Regions from separate parts of the Mus musculus genome. Here all the other regions are linked to region 3. A link is a contact called in ENCODE Hi-C or POLR2A ChIA-PET data. All regions are on one chromosome and are shown on one strand. The core of a region is the stretch at or near the end of the contact, and the rest is flanking DNA. Distances in the headings are between cores, read along the strand shown.

The links. A loop is a pair of places that touch in the nucleus more often than their neighbours do. ChIA-PET counts read pairs that join two places held with the same protein, here RNA polymerase II (POLR2A).
Region 1: a loop to region 3 is called in a map of heart, with 2.5 times the contacts of the local background. The contact joins the promoter of 4930412M03Rik here to the promoter of Alkbh5 in region 3. A Hi-C loop is called at or near these places in 1 of 37 maps with a recorded cell type or tissue (heart). POLR2A ChIA-PET finds 5 or more read pairs at or near these places in 2 of 5 experiments (Patski and embryonic stem cell).
Region 2: POLR2A ChIA-PET joins it to region 3 with 16 read pairs in embryonic stem cell. The contact joins the promoter of Map2k3 here to the promoter of Alkbh5 in region 3. POLR2A ChIA-PET finds 5 or more read pairs at or near these places in 3 of 5 experiments (Patski and embryonic stem cell).

Annotation. Positions count from the first base shown.
Region 1 is chr11:60,113,658-60,116,617 of GRCm38, reverse strand. It overlaps 4930412M03Rik (RIKEN cDNA 4930412M03 gene), which reads left to right and starts at 1,386. Exons shown (of 1, transcript NR_164317.1): 1 at 1,386-2,960. All of the region lies in intron 1 of Rai1 (retinoic acid induced 1), which reads right to left.
Region 2 is chr11:60,930,633-60,933,420 of GRCm38, reverse strand. It overlaps Map2k3 (mitogen-activated protein kinase kinase 3), which reads right to left and starts at 1,367. Exons shown (of 12, transcript NM_008928.5): 1 at 1,150-1,367. The coding sequence starts at 1,198. Map2k3os (mitogen-activated protein kinase kinase 3, opposite strand) reads left to right here and starts at 1,554. Exons shown (of 2, transcript NR_027800.1): 1 at 1,554-1,855.
Region 3 is chr11:60,536,310-60,539,009 of GRCm38, reverse strand. It overlaps Alkbh5 (alkB homolog 5, RNA demethylase), which reads right to left and starts at 1,327. Exons shown (of 4, transcript NM_172943.4): 1 at 1-1,327. The coding sequence starts at 587.

The DNA of each region.
Region 1 (2,960 bases), core at 137-2,636, 420 kb after region 3:
AAGTTCTATAATAAGCCTGTTCTCCTTTTATAGCAAGAAAAAAAAGCTATTAAAGTCATCAAATACTTTACAAGTCCAAACATACAGCATGACTCTTTCATTCTTTGCATTTGTTGTGCTCATCCCATATTGTTTTTCAGGAATTTAGGACACACACACATACAGTGTGAATGAGTGAGTGTGTGTGTAGAGGAAAACTTGCCAGAGTCAGTTTTCTTCAAAGTCAGGTCACGAGGCTTTGTAGCAGGCCCTTTACCTGCTAAGCCATCTCACTGGTCCTATATCGTTTTTTGAGATGAGGGTTTTGGTATGTTGCACAAGCTAATCCTAAACTCCTGCTGCACTCAACCTCAAAAGGAGCTGAGATGTCAGGCATGGGTGGGTCTGGTTCTACTTTTGAACTTCTCTACAGTCAGCATATTCAGATTATCAGACTAGAAAATACTTAGAATTGGGAAGTTTTGTTTTGTTTTGAAACACAAGAACTCCTCATTATACAACCCAGGCTGGTCTCAATCTTGCTAGCCTATCAACCTCAGCTTCCTGAAGCGCTAGAGATACAAGTGTGCACCACTACTCTTGGCCTACATATCAAGATACATCCTTCTGCTTCCATAAAAACCTACTCTCGTCCTCCTGTGTGTGCCCTGGGTGAGGCTGAAGAAAGGCAGAGTCCAGCAGCTTAAGAGGCAATCTTCTTGCCAAGACCCTAAGACCAGTATTAAATTTAGCTGCCTGCTCCATACAAGCAGAAGGGGGCAGAAGCCAACTGAATTGGAGCCTCTTACTGGACTAGAGGAAAGAAAGCAGATCAGGAGGGTGAAGTTAGGGATTCAAGGCATGAAAAGCATGCGGAGAGAGGGCAGCATTACATGGGTCAAACTTGGCAACAAAGTTTAGTTACAGGTTTCCCAGGGCAGGCGATGGAGCCCGGGCTCAGAAAGTAAGAATGTACCTCCTGGCCAGGCAACCAAACGTCTGCCAGCTACAAGAGGCCAAGTGCTGGGCTCTGTCGAGGACAAGCGAGTACCTCTGGGCACAACTCTGCCAGTGTAAGAGAGTGTCGGGGCGCTCCCCGCGCCTCGTCCGTGAAGGACCGCGCAAAGAAGCACCAAGGCTGTGGCACCCGGGGGAGGGGAGAGCTAGACAGCAGAGAGCCCTGAGAGTACCTTCCCAGGTCTGGAAGCCACGCCTCCGGCTTTGCAATCCCGGAAAGGGGCCCGGCTCTACCAGGGGCGGGGCCTTGGCTGCCGGTCCCAGCAGCGCGGAGCATGACGGGCCAGGAGCTGCCATGGCGACTCAGTGCCCGCCCCGCCCCGCCCCGCCCCGCCCCTTGCACCTCCCGTGTGGAACGCTGCTTAGGGGGGCGCCGCGGGCTGGCGGGCAGGAAGCGCGGGCGTCTGCCCTCCCGCCGCCCGTTTCGAGGTCGTGGAGAGGAGAGGAAATGGCCCCGGAGCAACCACGCAGCTGCCTGATCGTCTGGCCCGACCGCGCCTCAGTAGATTTGGGTCCTGGTCTGAGCAGCCGGGCTGGTGCGGGTGTCCTCACTAGGATAATGAATACAGCTCCACTACCTATACTACCCAAGACGACCCCTCACACGCTCTGCGAGGAAACCGGTCTTCGGACCTGTGCCCCCAACCTGGTGGCCTGCACCAGTGATAGGGCAATTTGACTCCTAGTCGTGGGGGCTTGTGATACTATCTCTACCTACAGACACCCACTGCCTGTCACTGCACAGTAAACCTTCCTGCTCCACAGGGCTGCCTCCCCACTGGAATTCCCACCGTGTTCCTGGTTCTGGAAAGTCTGTTTTCCCGGGTGGCCATGATACCCTCCCTACTACTCCACTTCTTCCTTGCAGTCACAAGCAGCAGAGTGGAATGGGAGCTCGACACTGACTAGGCCTTTAACAGTCCTAAGGTATGTTAGTCCTAAGGTATGTTAGTCCCAGGGAGTCCGTTAGATCTGTACAGAAGTCAAGTGGCAGGGCCCAAGCGTTGCCTGTCTACAAGGAATGGGCCTCGTCATCCAGCTCTGGCTACCCACAACCCAACTACAGCTCGACCTCCCATACCTCCTCCCTCTCTCGCCTACCACAGGCCTGGCTTCCCTTCTGAGCCGCCAATCTGAAGCCACACAAAGGCCTGTTTGTTTGCTTTCACTCCGACTCCCCCCCCTGGATCCTATGTCTTTTCTCTGCTACCTGCCGGCAGGGCTTCCTCTCCCAGCCGCCAGCGGGCTGAAGAGGAGGGGCCGAAGGGAAAGAGGGGCAGCCATTGCAGAAAGCCCTGCCTCATGATCACCCCGTGGTTCCTCGAATCCACCTCCCTAGTACCAGGAGCTCTCAGTTTGATGGCTTGACAAATGACGATGACACTGGTGTCCCTTCAAGGTGTCTCCGAATAAAGGGAGCTAGCTGGGTGGGCAATACCTGGGTAGAGAAAGAGGAGCAGATAGACTCAGCTAGTCTCCCCCTATCCATGTGAACAAGATTTGTTTGTAAGAAAGGCTGCCTTGGCTTTCTAAGCAACCTGGAGTCTGCCAGGAGATATGGAGATGAAGGGGGCCAGGAGGCCTCGATGGAGCAGGCAGAAGGATGTTGTTTCCCAGCTCCCCCTCGGTTGGTGGGTGCCCTCAGTGTCCACTTTGGCTAGGCACCCCAGAGAACATCTTGTGTCTCAGAAGCCCTGCACAGCCAAGTGAGCTGAAATAAGGCTTTCACGGGCAAAGAAAAACAAACAGCCACATTCCACACCACCTTCTCTACCTGCAGAGGGAGGCTGCCCTCTCTCCCCATTCAAATAAAGAAATTCGACACTGATATAGCACAGAGATAGGCAATCTGGCCTGGCTCCCCCACCAGAGCTCTTTTATTGCACCCTGCCAAGCTGGGTGGCCCAGGGCGGGTCCTTCCCTCCCTGGGGCCTCTTTCCCTTTCCAGGCTGAGTTTAACCCCT
Region 2 (2,788 bases), core at 118-2,617, 390 kb before region 3:
GGAAAGCTGGAGATAGTCAAGGAAGTGCAACAACTATTTGCCCCTGGGTACCTACTATGTGCTGGGCGCTATGCTGGGTTCTCGATCATCTCAGACGTGCTTGCTTCAAACCACTCTACATTCAATCTCACATCACGCCCCTAATATCCATTTCATTAATAAGTCCTAGACATGCCCAGAGACTAGCCAGGTGAAGCAGTTCAGAATTCAGAGGGTCAACCCATTCATATCTCCAGGTCCAGCTTGGAAATCTTTTCTGCAGATCAACCCTACTGAGTCTCTGACATGTCAAAAAAAAACATCCTTCTCTCTTCCTGGAGAAAAAAAAAAAGCATTCTGACCTCCAAATCTTGTCCCCCTCACTTCCCATGACAAATGCTGCTGCTGCAGCCCACGCAGCACCACTGCCACCTCACAGAAATTTCCAGGAAAGACAGTTAATTGGAGAAGGACAAGCTTTGCACAGCCAGCCCCTGGCCTGCTGCTAGCCCAAGGACCAAACAGCACGTCTAAGAGCAGACTAAGAAACACTAGGTGCAAGAATCGGTCAGCTCGGGAAACTCAGTGAGAAGACTGCAACTGAGTAGCAGGTAGCATGGGCAGAGCTGCGAAGTGGAGACGCCAGGAAGTTCTACAGGGACAGCCTTAGGGAGGAGTGCAGGCAGCCAGTGAGCAGGCCAGCAAGACATGGGGCAAAGGAGGATTCACAAGGATGGAAGGAGTTGGAAGAGTGGAGGAGCTCTGAGTAGACAGGTTTCCGGCATTGGGAACACAGCCCTGGGGCCCAGAGTAAATTCCAGCCTGGACAAAATCCAAGAGCCTGGCCTGAGAGGGCTAGAGCAGCCCAAAGACCCTCTAGCAGGGATCACTGAAATCCCTGAGTCCAGGATGAAGCCCGGAAGCCTAAATGAGGAGCTCACGGTGAGGCTACAGACTTGGGAGTGGAGCGAGAACTAGGTCCTGCCTGGGTGAAGTCCCACGGCCTAAGATCCGGATTCCAATAAGGTCCCGTGAGGTCCCGGGCTTGGGCTGGACCCAGTCCTGGGTTGGAGTGCAGACGTCTGTGCCCAGCCCGGAAGGGAGCCCAGGATCACGGGCGGACTCAAATTGAATGTGGCACGGGCCGCGCAACAGGGCGGGAGAGCCTACCTTTGGTCTGAGGCAAGCTGGCCGGCGGGCTCGCGGCGGGCGACTCCATGCTGCGGACCGTCGCGGCGGAGAGCACTAATCTAGAGGACAGCAGACTACACCGGGGCCGGGCGCGCTCATGGCTGCTGGTGGCTGGCAGCGGCGGCAGGCGATGGGCGACAGGCGACACAGACGCGACGGTTCCAAGCGTCCGAGGCGGGCGGCGCCAAAGCCACACTGGGCAGCGCCGGACGCCTGCCGACGGCGCCACGCAGGCCCCGCCCATCGTACTGATTGGCCCGCCTGAAAAGGCCCCAGCCTATCAGACGCCGCCCGGACTGTCACGCACAAACCCCACCCTCCAAGAGCCGGAATCCAACCCAGCTTTCCCCTTAGTACAGCTCGGCTCCGCCCTCTTGCCGTCTAGATGACTGCCCTACCCACTCGGGGGATTGTGCTGGCGTGGTCCTGGGTGCCCCAGCCTGTGCCCCCCTATGGCACAGCGTGTGCGGGTCGCAATCTGGAAAATCCCAAGATCTCTAGGGGGGCAGGGCAGGGCCGATGTGCTCCGTGGGGTTAAAAGTGTTCCCTGAGTGAGACTAGACTCCTAAATGGCTGAGCCATACCGAGGATGAGCGTCCATGTGCTCCCCTGAAGAGAGCGGCGACCACCGGCTTGCCTCCTAGGGCAGCAGGAAAAGAGCGATCCCACGGCGGGCGCGTGCCAGGTGAGTGTTCACCGACTGTGGGAAAGAGTTTACTGCGCCTTGCTGAACGAGCACGCGTTTAAGTCCAGCCTCTACAAGCACCTGGCACGCCAGCACCTAGGGAGCGGGGAATTCAGTGGCTAACCTTTGCCTAGTGACAAAGTAACTGGTTGTAACATTATAGCAGCTCCACTCTCCGGGCTGGGGAGTAGTCTCCGATTAAACAAAGTGTCATTCCAAACACTGAAATACCTTTTGCCAGCCTTGACTGGGGTTCCATCTCGGCCGTCGGTCGCTGAGCCTCTGTCCTCACACTAACCAGGAATCTCTGGGGTCGATTGGAAAGTCAGGTCTAGTGAGGGCAAGAAGCACAAGGTCAAGGAGTCAGTCGGAGCTGGAGTAAGTCTTAGCTCTCTGGCCAACACTCAGGCCCCGAATGCCTGGCTTGCATATTTGATTTCTACCGCAGCCCTCCTCCCGTGCCACGTGCCCCTCCCCATTAGGAATCCTGAATGTCTCATCCTCTGCTGAATCCCAAGGCTTAGCCCAGAGCCATGCACATAGTAGGTGCCTAAGAAATATTTAAGGAATGAACAGAGGAAGTAGGAAAAGCATGCCACAGACATGGGTAAAGTGACTAGTCCCGTGCCAGGCTCTTGGGCACCAGGGTGACTCAGACAAGGCCCTCAAACAGGAGGAGTTTAATGGGTTAGTCAGAGAACTTGACAAACAGCCCAGGGATCACAGACTCCATGTGGGGTGCTATAAATAGATACAAGAGTCCTAAGAGGCCCTGCCTCACCTGGGTGGGGTCAAAGAAGGTGACCTTCCTGGACTAGTCATCAGAAAGAGAGGTAAGAGACCATCCTTGGAAGAAACAGAAAGGCCAGGGCAGGGAGTGGAGACCTGCTCAGGAAGCCAGGCTAGGCTGCACCAGCAAGCCAGTCAGCTGCT
Region 3 (2,700 bases), core at 78-2,577:
TAGTCGTTGATGACCGCGCTGTTGACGAAGCCCTCGGGGATGACGCGGTGCTCCACCAGCTTCTGGATCACCAGCTGATGCACCCAGTCCGGGATCTCGTCGACGTCGCCCGGCGGGTAGAGGCGCTCCTGGCCCGGCCCGCGCTTCTGCAGCTGGGCCCCGTACGTGTAGCCCTCGCCGAAGAAGTACTTGTTGCGCAGGGGGGCCCGGTCCACCGTGTGCTCGTTGTACAGGCCCTTCTCGGCGCGGGACACCACCTCATCGATGCGGGCCTCGATCTTGGAGCACTCATCCTGACTGAAGAGCCGGATCTGCCGGATGCCGCTCTTCACCTTGCGCGCCTCTTCCTCCTTCTGCAACTGATGCTCCTCGTAGTCGCTGCGCTCGGGGTCCGAGTCCTCCTGGTATTTCCGCTTGGTGGTCCCGGACGCCGGGTAAGGCTCAGCGGCGGCCGCGGCAGCGGCAGCGGCAGCCACGGCGGCGGCCGCAGCGGCGGCGGCCTCCCGACTGCCCGCCTTGTAGTTGTCCCGGGACGTCATGGACTTGAGCTTCTCCCGCAGGTCGGTGTAGCCGCTGGCGGCCGCCATGGCCCCCGCCAACTCAACTCTAGGGTCCTCCGCGGCGGTCCGGCATGGCTCTCAGGGGACCCGAAAGGGACCCGAAAGGGAAGCGAGGGTCCTCAGTGCCAGGCCCCCATGCGTGGCTCAAGGGACCAAAGGGGTAGGCGTAGAGGGGCCGGGAAGGGGTCGAACCTCAGCCGCGGTCGGTCATGCAGCACCAGCTACAGCGGGGCTTCCTCCTCCTCCACCTTCTCCGCGTCCTGAGGGAAAAAGGCGCCGGCAGCGCCTCATGCCGCGGAGGGCTTCGGCCAAGACTCCGCCAGACTCCCGGTCGGACCCTCAGACGCCCGGCCCGGCCCGCACTTTAAAGCTCTCCTCACGACGTCACCGCCAGCCCGCCCGACCTCCGACAGCGCCGCTCCTTAGCGGGCTTCTCGACGCGCGTGCGCACTGCCGGCGGCCACGAGACTCCACGTACTTTGAGCATGCGCGTGCGTGCCGCCCAGTCGGCGGAGAGGCCGGCGCATGCGCAGACGAGGCCCGCTCGTCGGCCGCCGCCCCTCCCCCCACCCGCGGAAAGCTTCGAGAACAGCTCCCGAAAACAACAATTTGCCTGCACGCCAAGCCGCCTCCGGGGCCGAGGGACTCCACCCGCCGGAGTGTGCTCGCGGTGTCCACTGGACAGCGCTGCCGCGTCACGGCATCGTGCGGATGCCCGCAGACGCCTCAGCTTCCAGCGCACAAATCCTCGGGAATCGCCACAACCCAGTCCGCCCCGTGACCGCCCCCTTTGGAGCTTCCACTTTCTTAATTGGACTGCCGGCCACGCGTTGGGCAAACACGGACTGGAGTTTCCAGAGTCGGTTGGTAAATCATGCTTGTCAATCAACTAGTCTCCTTGGCTACTGCGTCCATCACTTAATTAGCTTCGGGCAGAAGCTCGAGGACCCCTGAAGAGTGAATGGGTGGCTAAGTAAGTGCCTGAATGGAGTTCTCGGCGACGAAAAGCCCTCAGGACTCCGGTGAAGCTTCGGAAACAGTGGAAAGTTAAAATTACGGGCAGGAGAGCATCAGGCCCAAACTGTGGAGCAAGCCAGGACAACAAAAGCTGGAGGCGCGCGGTCCGGGCACCCACACCCCATTCCCGCCGCCATCGCTTCCCGAAGCGGACGTTCCACAAGTCACGTCCCGGGACTGCCCACGGGTCGCGCAGCCGCGGGCACGCGCACGGGCACGTCACGTTCCTACTGGGGTTGGGCGTTGTTATAGGGGGCGACAAAAAGGCTTTCCTGTCTGAAGGGCGCAGATTTACCACGGATCGGTCCAAATTGGAAATATTCTTCAGACAGAAAATAAATAAATTGCACAGTGGGATGGTAAATGCGTCTCAGCACTCTGGAGACTGGTTGGAGGATAGCTCACAAATTGGATGCCAACCTAGGCTACACAGCGAGCCTCTGTCTCAAAACAACTACAACAAACCCAAACAATAAAAAATCCTGAAGCGGAGGAGAAAGCCTGAACAAAGGTTTAGCCGTGCTGGAGGTCCCTGGGCACTCCAGCAAATAGGAATAGCAAAGAGGTTCTGCTCTGAACCTCCCCAAGATGAATTCCAGCTTCCTTTTCTGGTTCCCAGTCCCTTTTCCAGTCTTTGATACTCCGTCAGATTTTCATATATCGCCGCCCCTCCTGGCTGTCCATGCTGTCTGTCATCTGTAATGCCTGTCCATCTACAGTGTCTGTCACACAGCTCACCCCTTGTCTTCCAGGCATCCCAGAGTCTGGTGTGTAAAACCAGGAACCAGTACTTACCTCGAACGGTGGTTGTGAGGATGGAATGACGCAGCAGAAGGATTGCTGATACAGCATCCAGACCTCAGTCTTCTAATCTGAAAACTGAGGGTGGCAGCAGTCTCTGTTGGAAAGTGGGGACTGTGTGGTAACTTGGAAAAGTTTGTGGAGTGGAAAGCCAAGAAATTAGGGAATCCAGGCCACCCTCTCTCCCAAACAGCAGGCAGACAAAAGGGAAATGGGTCTGGGGATTCCCGGGGCAGCCCCTTGGGCCCAGGTGACAGAGAGAGGGTGGAAGGGCAGCTGCAGGTAGAAGATGGACTGAAGGGCAAAGCCAGCTGAACTGGAC